Linked DNA regions of Mus musculus: regions 2, 3 and 4 are each linked to region 1. Evidence: chromatin loops called from intact Hi-C (ENCODE). Cell type or tissue: gastrocnemius. All regions are shown on one strand.

The links. A loop is a pair of places that touch in the nucleus more often than their neighbours do. Peaks named below come from ENCODE experiments on the same cell type or tissue, not always from the same donor. Only the 100,000 strongest peaks of a DNase experiment are listed, where the experiment ranks them.
Region 2: it touches region 1 in a loop (3-fold over the local background); 5 of 42 quality-filtered maps call a loop at or near these places.
Region 3: a loop joins it to region 1, with 4 times the contacts of the local background. A loop is called at or near these places in 22 of 42 quality-filtered maps.
Region 4: a loop joins it to region 1, with 4 times the contacts of the local background. A loop is called at or near these places in 38 of 42 quality-filtered maps.

Annotation. Positions count from the first base shown.
Region 1 is chr16:10,410,936-10,413,435 of GRCm38, reverse strand. It overlaps Nubp1 (nucleotide binding protein 1), which reads right to left and starts at 1,498. Exons shown (of 11, transcript NM_011955.2): 1 at 1,441-1,498; 2 at 1,262-1,366. The coding sequence starts at 1,459. In gastrocnemius, no CTCF peak of the experiment used is centred here; DNase peaks (open chromatin) are centred at 606, 1,263 and 1,512; H3K4me3 peaks cover 1,480 bases; H3K27ac peaks cover 1,037 bases.
Region 2 is chr16:10,539,928-10,542,427 of GRCm38, reverse strand. It overlaps Dexi (dexamethasone-induced transcript), which reads left to right. Exons shown (of 2, transcript NM_021428.4): 1 at 1-156. The coding sequence ends at 25. Among named protein-coding and RNA genes, the nearest start is that of Dexi, 1.9 kb to the left of the region's middle. In gastrocnemius, a CTCF peak has its summit at 1,295 (motif pointing right); DNase peaks (open chromatin) are centred at 538, 838 and 1,475; H3K4me3 peaks cover 2,114 bases; H3K27ac peaks cover 1,969 bases.
Region 3 is chr16:10,532,092-10,534,591 of GRCm38, reverse strand. All of the region lies in intron 1 of Dexi (dexamethasone-induced transcript), which reads left to right. Among named protein-coding and RNA genes, the nearest start is that of Dexi, 9.7 kb to the left of the region's middle. In gastrocnemius, no CTCF peak of the experiment used is centred here; a DNase peak (open chromatin) is centred at 1,283; H3K27ac peaks cover 320 bases.
Region 4 is chr16:10,520,244-10,522,743 of GRCm38, reverse strand. Ciita (class II transactivator) reads right to left here. Exons shown (of 19, transcript NM_001302618.1): 15 at 1,690-1,776. Among named protein-coding and RNA genes, the nearest start is that of Dexi, 22 kb to the left of the region's middle. In gastrocnemius, a CTCF peak has its summit at 1,353 (motif pointing right); a DNase peak (open chromatin) is centred at 1,343.

The DNA.
Region 1 (2,500 bases):
TGCAGTAGCACATGCCCTCCGAGGAGAGAGTGGGGTGTTCAAAGCCCAGCTCCTCAACAGAACCCAGGAGGCATCTGCTAACATCTGCAGAAATTCTCTGGATGCCACAGGAGGGACTACTACTGGCATCTCGGATGATGGATGCTAAGTGTCTTAAGCACAGGTTAGGCCCAGTACAAGGGATGATCAACTCCAATGTCCCCAGGGCTGCAGATGGGAAACTCACAGGCTCTCAGAAGCAACCATCCCAGCAACGTACTGGGTTTCCAATGTCACGTCTTGTTTCAAATCTTTACAGACTACACTGTGGGGAGACTGGTCTTCACCATGAGGGCATTCTTGCTCAAGATCAGTTTTCAGGAGACTCAACAACCAAACCCAGCCTCTCTCTGAAAAGCCTTCCTTCCAGCTAGGCTTTCAGTCCTCCTCGCCCTGGAGATGGCCCCTCACAGTGCTGATCCCTGGTGAGTTTAACGTGCCTGCTCCTGCTTCCTCCCCACTTTGCTCTCAGTCCCCCATCTGTCTCTCCACTGAGATAATGAACATTCATGTCTGCTGAAAGATAGACTCCTTAACAGGAGGGTCCTTCTCTCTGCCACAGAGAGAGCAGAGCCTCTGTGACCTGTGATGGACATGTGCCAGGACTCAGGCCTGAAAGATCTCAGTATTTTTCCATTCTCCTCTCTGTGCTTGGCCTTGTGGATACTGAGGTAGCGGTTATTACTTAAGCCCTGTACCTGCCCGACATCACTTTTATCTATTCTATCCTTCTTTGAGGTCCTATTTACTGATTTTTTTTTTTTTTTTAATAAAGACAGGGTCTCATCTAAGCCCGGGGTTAGCCTCTTAAATGCTGAGATTACAAACATGTGCCAACACACTCGACCTAATGTTCGTTCGTTCATTCATTCATTCATTCACTGATTCATTCATTCACTCATACAGGGTCTCATCCTGTAGTCCAGGCTGGCTTTTAACTTGTAGCCATCCTCCTGCTTCTGCCCCTCAAGTTCCGGGGGAACAAGCCTGTGCCGCCAAGCTTATTTTAATGCCCCCTTCGGTTCCCTGTCTACCGCAGATCAGACTAAACCTCCATTTCCATCACTGTTTTTCCGCTATTTGATTTTTAAAACCTCCCTCTCGCTCAAGCTCCGCCTTCTACGCCCTCCCCCCAACCAATTAGAATACTGCCCACTAGCCGCTGCCATTCACCCTCAAGTCCCGCCCCTTCCACTTCCTGATCTGCCCGCCGCTTCCTCACCGGGATCCGGAGCAGCGCCGGCTCCGGATGCGCACAGCCTCTGGTTGGGGCATCCCTGGCACGAGGCTCCTCGGCCGGCCTGGGCGCTGTCGGCCCCGGGGCAGCCTGCGGGAAGACGAAGGCACAGTCAGAGTGGTTCGGTCCCAGCGGGACCACCCACACGTCCTGCGATAGCTCACCGTGGGGCGCCTCCTCCATGCTGCCGCTCTTGCCCGGGCTGCGCTCGCCGGAACCTCAGGGGCGTGTTTCCGCCTCGCAGGTCCAATCTGACCCCCCGGCCGCGGGAACTGTCTCGCCAGACCAGGACTGCGCACGCGCAAAACCGTGTGTGCAGTGGGTGGGATTCCTATGCCTCTTCCCGCTAAAACAGGGCGAGACTCAGAAATATATGATACCTGAGCAAATGAAGTGGCTCTAACGATTAAAGATTCTGTTGAGCCAGCCTGTATCCAAATCCCAGAACTCATAGGGAAAGCGAGGATGGACTCTTACACATAATGCAGGTTTTTGATTCTGTTTTTGTTTTTGTTGTTGTTTTGTTTTTTTAAGTATGGTTTTTGTCGCCAACGAACGTTATTCTCCGTGGCCTCAGTGTTGATGCAGTACTACTAATAAAAGTACAATCAATGTCAATATTTACTCAGTTTCAAATAATCTGCCCTACCCTAGATTCTGTTACAGGCTGGGATTGTGGCTCAATTGGTAGAGTGCTTGATCTATCATGCATGAGGTCCTATATTTAGTCCCCAGCACTGAAACAATACAGATCCAACAAAACACTTTGTCCGTCCCTCTCTATTTCTTCTCTGTTCTCCTCTCCTCTCTTCTGCTCAAGCTGATCTTGAATTAATGATTTTCTTGCCATGTTTGGCTAAGAGGGGAGACTTTATAAAGGGGTGTAGCTCAGTGGTAGAGTACCTGTCCAGCAAGTGAAAAGCCATAAATTCAATCGCCAGCAGTGTAAGTTCTCATTTGATCCTCCTGCCTCCGTCTTTCAGTTGCTGGGATTACAATGTGCACCACCAGCATTCCTGGGCTGACACCCCCGCCCTCTTAAAATTGCTGTGCTATTTAGAAAAATACTTTGTTTTGTGTTTTGTTGCTTCCCCTCAGATCTGTTCAGTGAAACCTCTTCAAACCCACTCCTGTGCCCCCACTGGGAGCTTTCCCTAGCTTTCTCTCACTTCTGCAGGTCCCCACTGTCCTTGCTGCTACCATTTCTCCTGTATGTGTCTGTGA
Region 2 (2,500 bases), 130 kb before region 1:
CGTCTTCGATGGATATTTGGAATAATGTCGTGATTACTGTTCCCCACTTGCCTTCCACCATCCGCAACTCTTGGCCTGGACCAGCCGCCCGTACCATGCCGCTGCCACTGGTTGGGGGCACCATCTGGACAGGGATGGGACCCCAGGAAGAGGCCCGTAAGTGCCCTTGAGATGGGGGTGTATTTCGGGGAGAGAGAAGGTAGTGTCCTCAGGGCAGACTAACCTCCTTCCTCTAAGCCTCTGATTTCTCTGGCCACCTCCTCTGGATCTAACTCAGATGCTAGGAATAGTAGTGTTTGAAGAGATTTCCCCCAAAGAAATGAACATTTGGAGTAATCATGCAGTTTACCCCATGGCTTGGGTAAAAGCTTTGTACCCAAAACCTTTTGAGGTGGAGCTGTCAGCTCCTCCCCCAAGTCTTAGCCTGTCTTGTTGGTGACCTTGGGGTTTGGGGGGATGCTTACTTGTCCTGAAAGCATAGACTGGTGTCAAAAGAGGCACTGGTCACTTTTGTTCTGCGGCCTCTTGAGGGACCAGTTAAACTGAGGGGCTTCAGGCCAAGCCTGGGAGAATGGAAACCTTCAGCAAACAACACTGCCGCACTTCCTTTTGGCAGTGTTTCTGCTGCTGTATTTGGAGTCAGGTTTCAGAGATCCTGGGTTGTTGGTACTGCAGCTCAGAACCGCAGAGGCTGTCAGTTTCTTAGGCTGCCGCTCTGGGACAGGTAGGCAGTTCTGAGCTGGTGCTGGCTTTGTCTGCAGTATTTGCAAGGCCTCTCAGCACCCTAGGGTCAGCAGAAGGAACCACGGGGTGGTCGTACTGAAGACGTGCCTTTGGGCTTCTGCCAAGAAGTTTTGTTATATGTTAGAAAAGATAAAGTGAATCCAAGACTGGCTGAAGTCTCCCAACAAGGGAAAGGGAACAGCTGGCCTGTATGAGAGAACGTTTGTGCCAGGCAAGCTGTTGGGTCCGTTGAGGTGTCACGGGGCGGGCCTAGCCCTATAGCTGGGGAATGCTGGGGTTTGGCAGGTCATAGAGCCCAAGTGGCAATGAGGAGGCACGTGGAGCTGGTGGGTGGGGGCTCCTTTTAGATAACAGATACTGATGTCACCCCAAGGAAGCATTCACGCCTCCTCTCCCGTGTTACCTGATTGCCAACATTGCCATAAGTGGGTGTCTTAGATTGGGGTACTGTGCCAGAAAACCATGGCTCAAACAACAAGCATTTCATCCTCATAGTTTTCTAAAGGGCACTAATCCCACTAGAGGGCTCCACCCTTGTGACCTAATCACCCCTAACACCATCACTGCAGGAACAGGCTTTCAACAGTGGAATTGGGGACACATCGTCTGTCTGTTGTGGAAATAATGCATGGTAAGAGGGAAATTCTTGGGAACAAGGCGTGATATCTTTGAAGGAGTCTTTAGTAAGTCTAGTGGTATCCACACAGGTGCCAAGTTCGAGGCAGGGCATGCACCAGCTCTTCACGTTCCTGCCAGCCCGACATCCACTCTTTCATTGAACAGATACCTATTTGTTGAGTTCTCGGTGAGCAAAGGCAGATGGAACCTGGCATGCAGGCCTTCCAGGAGGAACACACGTGGGTACCTAGAAACCTAGTGAGGAATGGGAAGTTTAGAGGCTGTATTGATGCGTTCGCTACTGTTTGTCCAGCAACCGGCCTCTGGCAGATGGTCTGTACGAAATGACCATGAGAGGAGAATAGGCACAGGCTGCTCTAACTAGAGAGTGGGAGAAGGTCTCTCTGAAGGGATGGCAGATATGAGCTGAGGCCAGAATTGATAGAAGGAGCCAGACAGATACCTCTGGAGCAAAGCAGTCTGGGTTGAGGGATTTGTCAGTACCCATACCTCGGGCTGGGAAAGGCATGGCTCATTCAGCAGCCGAAGGGAGGCTGGAGATAGGACTTGGAAAAGAGGTCAGTGGCGGACCATAGATGACATAGCCAAAAGCAGTTAGCATCCAGTGATGGTCCCAGGCAGGGCATGACACAGTCCAGCTCATGTTCTGTCAGATGACTGGCAGCCGTGAACAGAATGGGCTAAATAAAAGGGTAGGAGGAGGGAGGCCAGTGAGGATGTTGTTAGTTGTCTAGCCAGAGGTGACAGGTGACTGGACAAGGCCACACTGGGAACACCTAACAGAGATAGAATCCCTGGGACCCATTCAGAACCTGTGTAGAGACCACAGACCAGTCCTGCTTCTAAGCCTTCTGAATGTTCTCACGTAGTCATACAACAAGCACTGTCCCTCCTTCTTCTCACAGCGTCTAGGTTCGGCCCCTGTGATCCCATGTTACATTTCTGTCTTTGAGCCAAGTAGACTCTCAGGCAGTATAACTTGGTGAAAATGTCTTATTTTATCTTCTTACCATATCAGCAGAAACATTCCTGCTTCCAACTGAAAACATTGGCATATTCTAAGCTCAAAACCAGAGCCCAAATGCTTTGACATGCTGTACAACAACTGCTGTGTGAG
Region 3 (2,500 bases), 120 kb before region 1:
TTCTAGAAGGCTGTCTAGAAGAGAAGCACTAAGTCCGTGCCCCGAGAAGGCTGCTTTCTGCTCCCCACCGACCACCTTCACCTTCTTTCTTTTATTACATTTATTTATGTATGCAAGGGTGGGCATGGGTATGCCATGGTACACATGTAGATATCAGAGAGAAACTTGTAAAAGTTGGTTTCTTTCCTTCTACTGTGTGGATCCTGGGATCAAACTAAGGAAGTCAGGCTTGGCAGCAAGTACCTATATCAGCTAAGCCGCATTGATGGCCCCTGAATTGTTTTTTACATAATTTCCTTTAAATCAACTTTTAAAAAAATTATTTATTTTATGCATCCTATGTGAGTCCATGTGCATGTAGGGGACCGTGGAGGTCAGATGAGGCCGTTGGAGTCCCTAGAACTGGAGTTATAGGTAATTCGAAACCACCATGTGGGTGCTGGGAACAGAACCTGGGTCCCCTGCAAGAGCAGTGGATGCTCTTAGCCACTGAACATATCTTCAGTTCTTAAATCGGCTTTTAAGATGGAAAAAAAAGCTTTAAAGGAGAGGAACTTGAGTAAACAGGCACCTGGCATCATTGGCTGTCACTAACAGACTTGGCAAATGAGTTGGAAATCAGCAGCACCTACTGAAACCTAGGTCAAGGTGCGGGCACAGGGACAGGGCTCCTAGGTCAAAAGGCTCAGTCAGACCAGCAGCTGCTGGGCCACTTGTGTAGTCAGAGGACTGGCAGGAAATGAGGCCTCCTTGGTGATTCCTACCCCATCCCTACCCTGGGCTGGGGCATCTCTGCAGTAGGCACCCCGGAGGGGGAATCTCAGTAAATTATTCTGCTGCAGGCTTCTGAACATGAAGGCTTTCAAGACTTCCCTGTCTCCCCCAAGGTTCGTTGGAAGAGCAGCCACAAGTAGGCTCTGGTGTGATGGGACAAGAGTCTCAGAAAGCCTTTCTGGAAGCCCCAATGTAGCTACAGCCCCTACTTCCCACAGGTTCTCTGGGCAGGCAGGAGGGGACAAAAGGGTGGATGGAGGACCCTGTCTGGTGGTAGGGGGTGGGGGGAATTGTCAGTGGGAACCAGAGAAGGTTCCTGACATGGTAGAGTGTATTCCCAGTTGGCCTTCAGCAGATAAGTCTGATAGACGATGGGAGAAATTTCAGCATATAGCTCCAACCACTCCATGCTCAGAACTACAGGAGATGGCTATGCCTATTCTCCCCGTGGGGTGCCTTTCCTGTGCAGCCCAGCCCTGTGTGGATCTCCAGCGGTGCTCACACCACGTCCCATCTTTGGGAGGGTTGCTTCAAGCTAAAGTTGCTCACAACTTGGCACAGTGCCTGACCCCTGTCTTCTAGCTTGGGGCCCAGCATGTAAAACATTGACGTGCAAAATGGGCACAGGAACTGGTGGTACACAGCACTTGTTCTGTTTGTGGAAACAGGTTCATACTAGATGGTCCAGCTTGTCCTCAAACTCAGTCTTACCCTATAGCCCAGGCTGGCCTCTAACCTGCTATTCTCTGACCCTAGCTTCCTAGTGCTGGAAACACAGGGCCAGGGCACCATGGCTAGGCAGCTTTCAGTACTTGTGAGCTGAGCACCTTTCAGTGAGTAACTTGTGCTTTCTGAGCTTTGATGTCTTTATCTGTCCAACAGACATAACAGCATCAACTCACGGGCTGGTAAGGAGGGTGAAGATATCCACGACCCCTTGGGTTTCTTTGGGAGGAGATCTCAGAAACTCCATGTGGATGGAGAGTGGGAAGTGAGGCCAGCAAGATAGACCAGGTGGGCACTAAGCAGACTACCACTATAATCTGGGGCTCAGTCCTGCTCAGAAGCCCCAGGAGCCGGAATGGGGTGCTTTGATGTCACCCCAGGTACCAGTGAGGGGGCTGGGGCGTTGGTACACTACCTTCCCGGCAGTCACTGGTGGGAAGCAGCTTACTGTGGAACTCTTTAACTCTCTTGTTCTCATAGCTGGGGGCCAGTCATGCTCTGGAAAACGGACAGAGGTCTCAGGATCACGGTACTCAGGGCTGGGGAAGGCAGGCAGAAGGAAGAGTCATGTTGCACGACAAGAGCACCGGGTGCAGTGGCAACCCTGATTGTGATTGTCCCCATTTGTTGCCAGTGCAGTGCCAGCCCTGCCTGCAGTACTTGTGCAACTGCAGGCAACTCACCCTGCTTTTCTAAGCCTTTGTTTTGCAACCTGTAAAATGTGAAGAGGCACAGTTCCTGGTGGAAATGGTCATGCCTGCTTAGTGACTCTTGGAAATAGGTGGGGACAGTTTTAACAGCCACGGTTGCCTGGAGGTGCTGCCAGCTTTTGCTGGTTGGGGGCCAGAGCTACTGCTAAATCTTTGATGCCGATGATCACCCCACACACACCCCTGCATGTCATGCAGCAGGACACACTGCACATCTCACGTCTCAGGGTGCTCAGTGGTGTTTGGAGAGGGAAGAGTCTGAGGTGGGCTAAAAGGAGGGGGACCTGGGT
Region 4 (2,500 bases), 110 kb before region 1:
AGAAGGGAGGGGAGAGGGGAAAAGGAGAGGGAAAGAGAGAGGGGGTAGGAAAGAGAGAAGAGAGGAAAGAAAGAAGGGGGAAAGAGGGGAAAGACTGGGGGAGGGGAGAGAAGGAAAAGGAGAGGGAGGGGAGGGGGAGAGGGAGGGGAGGGGGAGAGGGAGAGGGAGAGAGGTCTTTCTCAGCCCAAAGCATGGAAATTATAAGGGGAGGAGCTTCCCAGGTTCAAAGACGTGCCTCTTCCTATCCAGTCTACTTCCTACCCACACGGCTGCTCATTTGTAGAACTGGTAGGAGGGGGTCACTGTAGGGAGAGCAGGTAGGCTCTTGGTTTATGCTGTGGGCTATGCATCATTCAGGTCTCACAGTGTGACACAGAAACTGCTCAGGGCCAAATGAGCTACCACAGAAGGTGAGTTGGGTTGGCCACAGGAAGAAGAAAACCTGGAAACTCTGGGGACTTTGTAGTTGGAATGAATGTATTCAATATTATGAAATAGCAGTAAGCCATTTAAGTCCAGTAAGACCTACTATCATCGTCTGGTCACTGCAGGTACCGTGTGTGTGTTTGCCATATAGGTGTATATGCAGACAACACACACACACATACATACACACACATGTACACACACACATACACACACAGTATTTTTTTAAAATGTAAAAGGGAAAAGCAGGCTGAGCACAGCACTCAGTACTCTCTGCTTCCCGGCTGCAGATGCAATGGGACCGGTCGCCTTCACATTCCTGCCACATGCCCTCCCACCATCATGGGCTGCACCTCACACTGTGAACCCAAAGAACCCCTCCCTCCCTCCCTCCCTCCCTCCCTCCCTCCCTCCCTCCCTCCCTCCCTCCCTCCCTCCCTCCCTCCTTCCTTCCTTCCTTCCTTCCTTCCTTCCTTCCTCCCTTCCTTAGGTTGTCTTTGTTTGGTATCTGGTCTCAGCAACAATAGTAGTTAGTATGCCTTCCTGGCCCACAGGCACCTGCCCGTATGACCTAGACTTTCCTGACCTCCAACCCCCGACCCCCAAGACACCCATGTTAGGGAATCCTATACACTTAGCACAACCTAGTTTAGGTAACGAGTACACACATTATGAATTTTGCAGGGCACAAAGAGGACCTGCTTGGAAGGCTGTAGGAGTGGCTGCCTCAGTAGAGGTGCATAGCAGACACCTCTCCTAGACTTGGGGAAGGAAATCCTTTCCTATATGGCTAGCCAAGAGCTGCTACTGCTGAGCTGAATGGCTGGGGCTCTGGGCCAAATTCAGTTCCCTCTCAGGCCCCTTAGTACCAAAGACTTGCTGAAAGGAATTTAGAAGTTGGAGCTGCTACACCAAGGTCTTCCAGAAGGTGGCAGTGTGAGAACTAGCTGGAATAGTGGTGGACAGCCCAGAAGCCAGCACTGCAGGGCTTTCCAGTGGGCTCTTCCTTGGGTAAAGGGCAACCATCTACTACTGCTCACTAGGGATAGCGCTGGAGTATGACACATGATCCATTGACATGGTTCATATTTTACAGATGAAGAAATAGAGACTTGGAACTAGTAAGCGACTTGCCCCAAGGCTGTGGTGATGTGCCACAAAGAGCAGCAAAAGGGGGTCCTATACCCCCCTCACCCCTACCTCCCCCCAGCCCCACCCCACCCCCATCTCCCCAGCCCATTCAGTGGGGGGTACCTCACTCACCTCAGCCTTAGGAGGGACTTGGCTAGGGCTGGCAGAGCTTCTGCAAGCTTGCAGGCACCCACATCAGTGATGTTGTTTTGGGACAAGCTAAGGAGACACAGGGAGGAGAAGGTCCAGGACCTAAGTGGAAGGCTCTCCCTTCCTCACCGGCTGGAAACTCGCTGCTTCACAGGGGACTGTAGCCACACAGCCATGATAGCCAGCCCTGGGAAGGGTCATGGGTAATGAGGATGAACCTACAGAAACCACTCACCAATATGAAGGGTTTGTTACAGAGAGAGTGGGCTGGCAGGGGAGGGGAGAGGTGGGAGCAGAGAGAGAGGTCCTCTCCTCCACCTGCTGTCTAATTTGATAGTGCCTTTTCCCCTAGGGCTATCTTCCAGCTCTACATACAGTAGGTACTTAATAAATGCTCATGTGTCCGGGAATAGAAAGGAAGGAAGGGGGAGGGAGGGAGGGAGGGAGGGAGGGAGGGAGGGAGGAGCTGTGTGAGGGAGGACTGAGAGGAGGGGGCGCCATGATCAGGATGTAAAGTAAATAAACAAATTAATATTTTTTTAAAAAAGGTCAGAAGGAGAGTGGAGAAGGGAGGGAAATCTATCTTGTGGTATACCTGGACCATTGTAAATTATAGAGACATTACACATCAGGAAATGTACACATGAATCCTTGGGTATTTTCAGGCTTCTTAACCTTGTTTATAAGATGGAGTGTTGACAGATTTTTTAAAAAATGGTTTATTTGTTTTGTTGTGGGAATTGAACCTAGGGCCTTGTGTGTCCTAGATAAGTGCTTTATCATCACTATGTTC